Regions from separate parts of the Homo sapiens genome. Here region 2 is linked to region 1. The links are chromatin contacts, found by Hi-C in ENCODE. All regions are on one chromosome and are shown on one strand. Each heading gives the region's core, a stretch centred on a gene start or an enhancer-like site at or near the end of the contact. The rest is flanking DNA. Distances are from core to core; before and after follow the strand shown. Region 1 overlaps LRRC20 (leucine rich repeat containing 20). Region 2 has its middle 27 kb from the start of PRF1.

Region 1 (4,335 bases), core at 611-3,110:
AGAGCCAGGAGTCTTGGTTAGTAAGCTGCTGAGCTTAAGGGTTTGCTCCTAACCACCATGCTACACTGCCTCCCTAGAATATGTAACCCGCATTCAGGACAGCCTGCCATGCTGAAACAGATTGGGAGGTGGTGGGTTTCCAATGAGCAGATAGATCTTCCATGATTTACAATGGGTTCCCTGGGAACACTAGTATATTGCAGTTCCCATGGAACTATATAAAAGGGGACTTAGAGTTGAAAGAGCTGGTGAAAGAGTCATCAGGGTATCAACAGCCTGGATTTGTCACTTACTGTCTGTGGGACCTTGGGTCCTTATGCCCTTAGTTTTCAAATCTTGGTAAATTGCAACTGATCATCTCCAAGGCCCCTTGCAGCTGCCACTGTGGATTCTAGGACTTGGCCACAACCAGGAGCCACCTTGGGAGCTCTATAGACTCTTGATGCCTAAGTCTCTCTCCCAGAGAGTCTGATTTAATTAGTGGGGGCTGGGGCTTGGGAATGGAAGGGAGGGTAAAAGCTCCCTGGGTGACTCTAACGTGCAGCCAGGTGAACTCTGCACCATACCATCACCTCTCAAACTAAAGTGTGACACCTGGGGACACTGCCAACGTGCAGATTCTGATGCCACATGTCTAGGTGGGGCGTAAGAGTCTGCATTTCCACCCAGCAGGTCCAAGGACCACACTAAGTAGCAAGGGCTACTCCAGTGCAGTGGTTCTCCAAGGGCATCAGCATCACCCACAGCATTAGCATCACCCCAGAACTTGTCAGAAAGGCACATTCTCAGGCACCACCCCAGTCCCACAGAATCAGAAACTCTGGGGGTAAGGCCCAGGCATCTGTGTTTTAGCTGAAGCATCACTGGCCTAGAGGGGCCAGGCCTCCTCCTGATGTAGCTGCTTCCTGTATTGATGATGATAATGGGGTGGTAATGACAGTAACTGAGTGCTGGCTGCTCCTGCCTGCCTAAGGGCATGAGGTTTACACGCTCATGGAAATTTTTTGTGCCCTGGGTTCCTCCTGCTTCCCCTCTGAGCAGACTATTTCAGGACAGAGCAGCAGAGACAGAGTCTCTTCACTCTCTTCTCTCGCTTTGTTCATGCTTCTGGTACTCAGAGGCACACGTGACCCTCGGTGTGGAGGCCGCCCTGGGCTGTAACTCAGGAGGCCTAATTCTTATCCCAGCCCCTCCACTATCAGCCAGGGGGAGCTCAGAGACACTACTTCTTCATGGGCCTTGTCCCCTCATCTGTAAAATGAGGGTTTGGACTAGATGATTTGGGGTCTCAACCAGACCAGACATCCTCTGACTCCATGATTCTACTAAACAAAGGCTCTTCAGACAGCCCTCTGTCAAACAGGAGCCCCCCATGACTTGAGCTGCCAGTCTCTGAAATGTCACTCAATTTCCAAAGTAGGGACACACAGGATGCAGACAGCGAGCAAAACAACTGCTCATCAAGGGATCGTGCCGTGCATCACTGGGCACAATTAGGCATCACTTTAACAAAGCTGTTTGTTGTAGTGCTTACAGAGCTGGCTGGCTCTAAAAGGCTTAAGACAAAAAGCAGCCGGACTTGCTCCCTCTTGACAAATCCCCTCCCCCAGGGACAACCACTTTCAGGTCTTTGGGGGTGTTTTACTCCCGATCTCTAGAGCAATGTTTCTGAGCCTGTTTCCTGTCTCATGCCCCTTATAGAGAAAAGGGCATGGGAGGAAGAGCTCACCGAGGACCACATACGTCCAGAAAGTCCCACCGCAATAGCACACACAGCTACTGGGCCCGGGAGGGTTGTCGGGAAGAGAAGGGCAGAAAGGCACTTCGGGAAGGCGCGTCTTCTGAGACGTGGGGAAACCACTCAACTTGAAAGTGCCAGTGGGTTTAGGGGGATTTTTTTCTTTCACTTCCTATTTCATGGACTTGTATATTGTGCAAGAGTTTTACAAGCACTTAATGACTTCTTACAAATATCTCCAGTTTAAAGAAAGGAACATCCCCAACATGCAGTGACCCTTGGGGTATGTTTTTCCTCAAACGCCCAAAAACCTGGATCAGTGGAGATGGGTGTTGATGGGGACATAGGGAACAGAGCTAAAGTCCTGCCAGGGCAAAGCTCACGGGAGCTGCTGGGGAGAGCAGCCGCACGCTCAGAGGGCTGTGTGGACACCCCTCTGACAAACGCACACACGAATCCTGCATCTCAGAGGTGCCTTCTCACGTCCTGCTGCAGAAGCCCCTGCCTCTCTAGGAAATAATGTGCTACAGAGAGTTGGCCTCAGAGAAGAAAGCTGAGCATGAGGCCCTCCAGCCAGTGGCTATCATACTCAGTCAGAATAACTTCTAACCACACAAGAGACCTAGAAAGCAATATCTTCTTCTCAGAATCCAAATTGAATCCTTTCTTGGGCCAACTCTTTCTTGCTGTGGGACCTCAGGCAAGTTACTTAACTCCAATCTCAGTTTCTTCTTCAGTAAAGTGAGGACAAGAGCTCTTTCAAAAACCTGTATGCAATCTGGGCATGGTGGCTCACGCCCGTAACCCAAGCACTTTGGGAGGCCAAGGTGGGAGGATCACTTAAGTTCAAGAGTTCAAGACCATCCTGGGCAACACAGTAAAACCCTGGTTCTATAAAAAATACAAAAAGTAGCTGGGTGTGGTAGTGCATGCCTGTAGTCCCAGCTAGCTACTTGGGAGGCTGTGGTGGGAGGATCGCTTGAGCTTGGGAGGCAGAGGTTGCAGTGAGCCAAGATCATGCCACTGCACCCCAGCCTGGGCAACAGAGCCAGACCTTTTGAGACTTTGTCTCAAAAAAATAAAAACAAATAAATAAAGTTTTAAAACCTGTATGTAGTGCTGGGCAGAGTAGCTCACACCTGTAATCCCAGCACTTTGGGAGGCCGAGGCGGGCAGATCACGAGGTTAGGAGTTTGAGACCAGCCTGGCCAATATGGTGAAACCCCGTCTCTACTAAAAATACAAAAATTAGCAGGGTGTGGTGGCAGGTGCCTGTAGTCACAGCTACTCAGGAGGCTGAGGCAGAAGAATTGCTTGAACCCAGGAGGCGGAGGTTGCAGTGAGCCAAGATCGCGCCACTGCACTCCAGCCTGGGCAACAGAATGAGACTCCACCTCAAAACAAAACAAAACAAAAAACAAAGCAAAACAAAAAAAAACACCTGTATATAAATGTTCACAGCAGCATTTTCACAATAGTTGAAAAGTGGAGACAATCCAAATGTCCATCAGCTGATGAACAGATAAAGGACATGTCATATATCCATTCAATGGAATATTATTCAGCCATAAAAAGGAATGAAATCCTGACATGGGCTGCAACATGAATGAACCTTGAAAACATTTTGCTATGTGAAGGAAGCCAGTCACAAAAGGACAAATGTTGCATGATTCCATTTACATAAAATGTCCAGAAGAGGCAATCTATAGAGACAGAAAGTAGACTGGTAATGGCCTGGGGCTGGGCGGAGATCAGGAAATGGGAAAGGACTCCGCATGGTACAGGGTTTCTTTTTTGGGTGATGAAAATGGCTTAGAATTAGACAGCAGTGATGGTTATACAATCTTGTGAATATACAAATAAATACTGCATTGTATATTTTAAAATGTAAACGTTACAGTATTTGAATATACCTCAAAAAGAAATGAGGACAACAGGATCCAACGAACAGGTGGTTCTGAGCATGAAATAAAACGTCTGCAAGGCTCTTAGCACAGTGCCTGGCAGGTAGTTTGTGCTCAGTAAGTAAGAGATGCTGCTATGAGGATGCAAAAGTATTACTTTTATTTGAGAATCTGACAAAGATGTGCTTCAGCTCTGTCATCCCTGGAGGAGAGAAATGACCTCTGGATTGCATTTATTCTCACAAGCCCTGGACGAGGAGACAACCGCATGTGCTATCATGGGCTCTGGGACTTTCCAAAAAAAACCCTCCTTCCTGGCAAGCCAGTAAGGAGAAAAGAAGCCCATATTCAATTAAAATCAAAAGTAAATCCCACACAGAATACAATCAAATGACACACAGTCAACAATTTGAGACATTAAATTATTTTGATTTCACTGATGACTCATCACAAACGTATACATACAAAAGGGAATAGAAACAGCAGCCAGGATGACACTAACAGTATGGCCACTAATGGCTCTAAAGGGACCACAGCTGGTCCGAGTGGAGGAGGCCACGTGGCCAAGCCAGACCTTGGAGAGGCTTGGGCAGGCCCTGAGGTCTTCCTGCAAGGAAAGCATCAATCAGTCCCTTTTTGCAGAGAAGGAAACAAAAGCCCAGAGAAGTTAAGAACTTGCTCAAAGCCACACAC
Region 2 (4,335 bases), core at 1,150-3,649, 220 kb after region 1:
CTGGCTACTTTATAGATAACATTCATAGGTCACCATGGTAATATTCACTTCAGTGTTTTTCAGGAACTTGGCCAGCGCCTGTCTAGTTCAAACTAGCTGAGACCCCGATCCTTCACCCTAGACTGCCCAAGTGCCCAAGGGGTGGCCTTTTGAAGTCAGAGGGCCGACGACAACACCCTCAGATCATGCAAATGCCACCATTTTTGTTGCATGTGCCCTGTGAAGTGCCGTGAAGCCTGACTACCCTTGCTCAGGAGGAACCTGTCACTTCATTTTTTTCCCACTGCCAATCACCTGTCCCCATGATTTAGATCATCCCACTTCCCTTACCTGTAAATATCCTTAAGCCTTATCCTCAAGGGTCGGGTGGGGGTGGTTTTGAGAGCTGTTCTCCCACCTCCTCATGTATTGCCCTTGCAAATCTTTCTCTTTTGCAAAACCCATGTCATCATGATTTATTCACTGTGCAGAGGCAGAATGAACCTGGACCTAGCCAATCTTACTTAACAATTTTTGTATTTTCAGTAGAGGTGGGTTTTCACCATGTTGGCCAGGCTGGTCTTGAACTCCTGACCTCAAATAATCCATCCAGCTCAGCCTCCCAAAGTGCTGGGATTACAGGCGTATGCCACCGCGCCCAGCCCATTTGATGAGTTTTTACAAATGCATACACCTGTGTAATTCAAACCTCTAACAGGATATATAGACTTGCATTGGGGTTTTTAATGTTAAAACTTACAACAATACTTCAAATAATGTCTTCAAACACAAATCTTTGTACAGGTAATAATTAGACTCCTTTGGGTGACATATTTCAGAAAACAGCCCCAGCTAGCTTAAGCAAAGAGGGAGAGTGTAAAAAATATGACTCCATGGTACGGTGGCTCACACCTGTAATCCCAGCAATTTGAGAGGCTGAGGTGGGTGGATCATGAGGTCAGGAGTTCAAGATCAACCTGGCCAAGATGGTGAAACCCTGTCTCCACTAAAAATATAAAAATTAGTGCCAGGCACCTGTAATCCCAGCTACTCGGGAGGCTGAGGCAGCAGAGGTTGCAGTGAGCCAAGATCGCGCCACTGCACTCCAGCCTGGGTGAAAGAGAGAGACTCTATCTCAAAAAAAAAAAAAAAAAAAATATATATATATATATATATATATATGTGTATATATATATATATATGTATATATATATATGTATATATATGTGTATATATATATGTATATATATGTGTATATATATATGTATATATATATGTGTGTGTATATATATATATATGTGTGTGTATATATATATATATGTGTGTGTGTATATATATATATATATATATATATATGACCAGCAGAGGACCATGGCAGGAATGCAGCAGGGACTGGGACTAGGAGGCTGCCCGGGGAGTCCTGGAAGCTCCCTCTGTGTCCTCCATAGGGGTGCACCACTCACTTCTCCCCTCAGGACAACCTGCTGCTGCTGCAGAGAGAACAGTTGGACCACCTTCCAGCAATTGCACCTCTGGATCCAACACAGTGTTCGTGCCAAGGCCTTGCTCCCCCATCCAGCACACTCCACCCACAGGCTGCTGACTGAGCAGGGCAGGGATATAGAGCTGGCTGTGTCTGCCCCTCCATCCTGCAGCGAGGCTGGGAGCCTCCCCATTGGTCTGACCAAGAGTTGCCCAGAGCTATCCTGCAGTGTCAGGCTTGTTGTGTCTACTGAGGAAAGATGAGGTTCATACACATTTGGAAAGGAGAGCTTTATTTCTCATAAAGGGTTGCAACCTGCTGGGTGGTCATTCTGACAGGCTGGGAAACGTAGCCTCTGGCCAGAAGCCAGAAACAGACACTTCGAAGGTGGGGAGAATAAGACAGGGATTTACGCTGAATAGGGTGTCCAGATATACATATTCAACAGGTTATAGGAGCAGCAATGAATATTCACAAAGGGGAGGCAAGGGCATTCGTAGTAGGGTAACATGTATGTAACACGTGTCCCAGATTCACTTTGGGGTGGAGACTTAACATTTAAACATATTACAGTTAGGCCCTCTACATTAAAACGGGAAGCAGAGGACACGAAGGCCCTCTGGGTGCAGCTTCTGGAGACTGGCCAGAACCACTCTGTGGCCAGGGTTTTTTTTTTTTTTTATCAGGAGGGACTGCTTAGCGGTTGCTGTGTCAAGCTGCAAAAGGGGAGGGGCTGTGTTAGGCAGTTGGTTGGTACCAGCGTGAAGCAGTGGTTTCTGTTTAACCCTTAGAGAAGAAAGCCTAATGGTTAGGGGGGGAGGGGGCATAATGAGGCCTGTCCAACCTCCTGTTCCATCATGTCCGGGAACTCCATTTTTAAGGTTTCTCGGGGGTCCCCTAGGCCAAGAGGTGGTCCATTTGGTCAGTTGAGGGGCTTAGGATTTTATTTCTCTGGCTCTTTCCCTCTCTCTTTTTGTGGGTATTAGAGCCACACTGTGGTTTGAAGGCCCTTCCTGTTGCCTTCTGTTTCCTCCTTTGTTCTTCACAGGTGTTTCGCCAAATAGCTTTCTTGCACAGACTTGAACAACCCACCCTCTGCCTTGTCTCAGCCTCTCTGGGCACCTGCTTTGTCTCTGAAGGCCGGCACTGCTGTGGCACTGCTTGGTGAAAATGACCACCCTGGTTTCCAGCTTCACATGGTACAGTTCCAGCAGACTAAGAGCTGGTTCTTGCCCTGCCCTATGCTGCCATCTCAAGAGAGGGGGCAGGTCCTGTCCACGATGGTGGTCATGGGTCAGGGAACTGTTGCTTAATCTTCCCTGTGGATGGAGGAGGCTGTAGCCATCTGGGTTGGTGCCTCCAAATCTGTGGATGGAAGTGCAAACCTCTGGTTATCTCCTAAACAAAGGGAAGCTTCATTTTGAAGGCTTTCCATGTGTACCTTCAGTTTGTCCTTTAGAAATGCCCTGTTTCAGAGTCTCAGATAGCAGTGAGTGGGCATGCTCTTTCCCAGCCTTGCTAGCACTGCCCACAGTTTTATGACTCAGAATGGAATCTCATATTTGTTCAATTTTATTTCTTTTTAACTAATAGTGAAGTTGGATTTTTTTCATGTGTTTTGGCCATTTTTTTTTCTGTTATGAATTGTTTATGTCCTTTGCTGACTTTTTTGTTTGGGCGTTTGTCTTCCTTCCTTTCCTTCTTTCTTTCTTTCTCTCTCTTTCTCTCCTTCCTTCCTCTCTCTTTCTTTCTTTCATTCATTCTTTCTTTCTTTTTGTTCTTCTTTCTTCCTTTTCTTTCTTTCTTTTCTTTCCTTCCTTCCTTCTTTCATTGTTTCCTTCCTTCTTTCCTCCTCTTTTTCTTTCTTTCATTCTTTCTCTTCCTTTTTTCTTTTTGTTCTTTCTTCTTTCTTCCTTTTCTTTCTTTCTTTCCTTCCTTCTTTCTTTCTTTTCTTTCTTTCATTCTTTCCTTCCTTCCTTCCTCTTTCTTTCTCTTTCTCTTTCTCCTTCTCTTTCCCTCACTCCCTCCCTTCCTCGCTTCCTTCCTCGCTTCCTTCCTCTCTCCCTCCCTCTCTCTCTTTCTCTCTTTCTTTCTTTCTTTCTTTCTTTCTTTCTTTCTTTCTTTCTTTCTTTCTCTCTCTCTCTTTTTCTTTCTTTCTCTCTCTCTCTTTTTCTTTCTTTCTGCCTTTCTCCTTTTCTTCTCCCTTTCTCCCTTTCTCTTTCTTTTCTTTTCTTTTTCTTTTTTAAATTCTATGCTGCTTCTGGGTCAGGGTCTTACTTTATCACCCAGGCTAGAGTGCAGTGGTGCAATCATAACTCACTGCACCCTCGACCTCCTAGGCTCAAGTGATTCTCCCACCTCAGCCTCCAGAGCTGGAACTATAGGCATATGCCACCACACTCGGCTAATTTTTGAATTTTCTTTTTTTTGTAGAGATGGGGTCTCACTATGTTGGCCAGGCTTGTCTTGAACTTCTGGGCTCAAGTGATTCTCCCACCTCAGTCTCCCAAAGTGTTGGGATTACAGGGTGAGCCACCACACTTGACCCCTTTCCTATTGATTTGTTAAGATGATAACTTTATCATATATGTTGCATTTATTTTTTAGCTTTAAAATACCATTAGATATACATGCTGTCTTAGAGCCTGTCCTCTCCATTCCTGTGTGTCTCAGTCTATGCTGGAGCTGACCTAGCTTCAGATCAATAACCTTTGCTTATTTTATGATGTCCTTTATTAGATTACTTACTTTGTCAAGCATTATATCTGGTTTCTTTTACAGTCATCATCTCGTTCAACCCTCCAACAATACCACAAGGTGTTATTTTACAGCTAGAGATACCCGTGTCTGATGCCAAATCCTTGCTTGTTTCA

What was found. A loop is a pair of places that touch in the nucleus more often than their neighbours do. Pooled maps may share reads with other maps.
Region 2: a loop to region 1 is called in a pooled map, with 13 times the contacts of the local background. The contact joins two enhancer-like sites. A Hi-C loop is called at or near these places in 2 of 37 single-sample maps with no recorded cell type and 4 of 50 pooled maps.

The regions. Positions count from the first base shown.
Region 1 is chr10:70,353,716-70,358,050 of GRCh38, forward strand. The region is part of intron 2 of LRRC20 (leucine rich repeat containing 20); the gene reads right to left. Among named protein-coding and RNA genes, the nearest start is that of LRRC20, 27 kb to the right of the region's middle. RefSeq lists enhancers at 1,631-1,730, 1,951-2,160. Within about 2 kb of position 1,861, at least 7 of the 41 ENCODE cell types and tissues checked have a DNase peak (open chromatin) inside an H3K27ac peak, as active enhancers do.
Region 2 is chr10:70,574,017-70,578,351 of GRCh38, forward strand. No RefSeq gene overlaps it. Among named protein-coding and RNA genes, the nearest start is that of PRF1, 27 kb to the right of the region's middle. RefSeq lists an enhancer at 2,327-2,456. Within about 2 kb of position 2,400, at least 13 of the 41 ENCODE cell types and tissues checked have a DNase peak (open chromatin) inside an H3K27ac peak, as active enhancers do.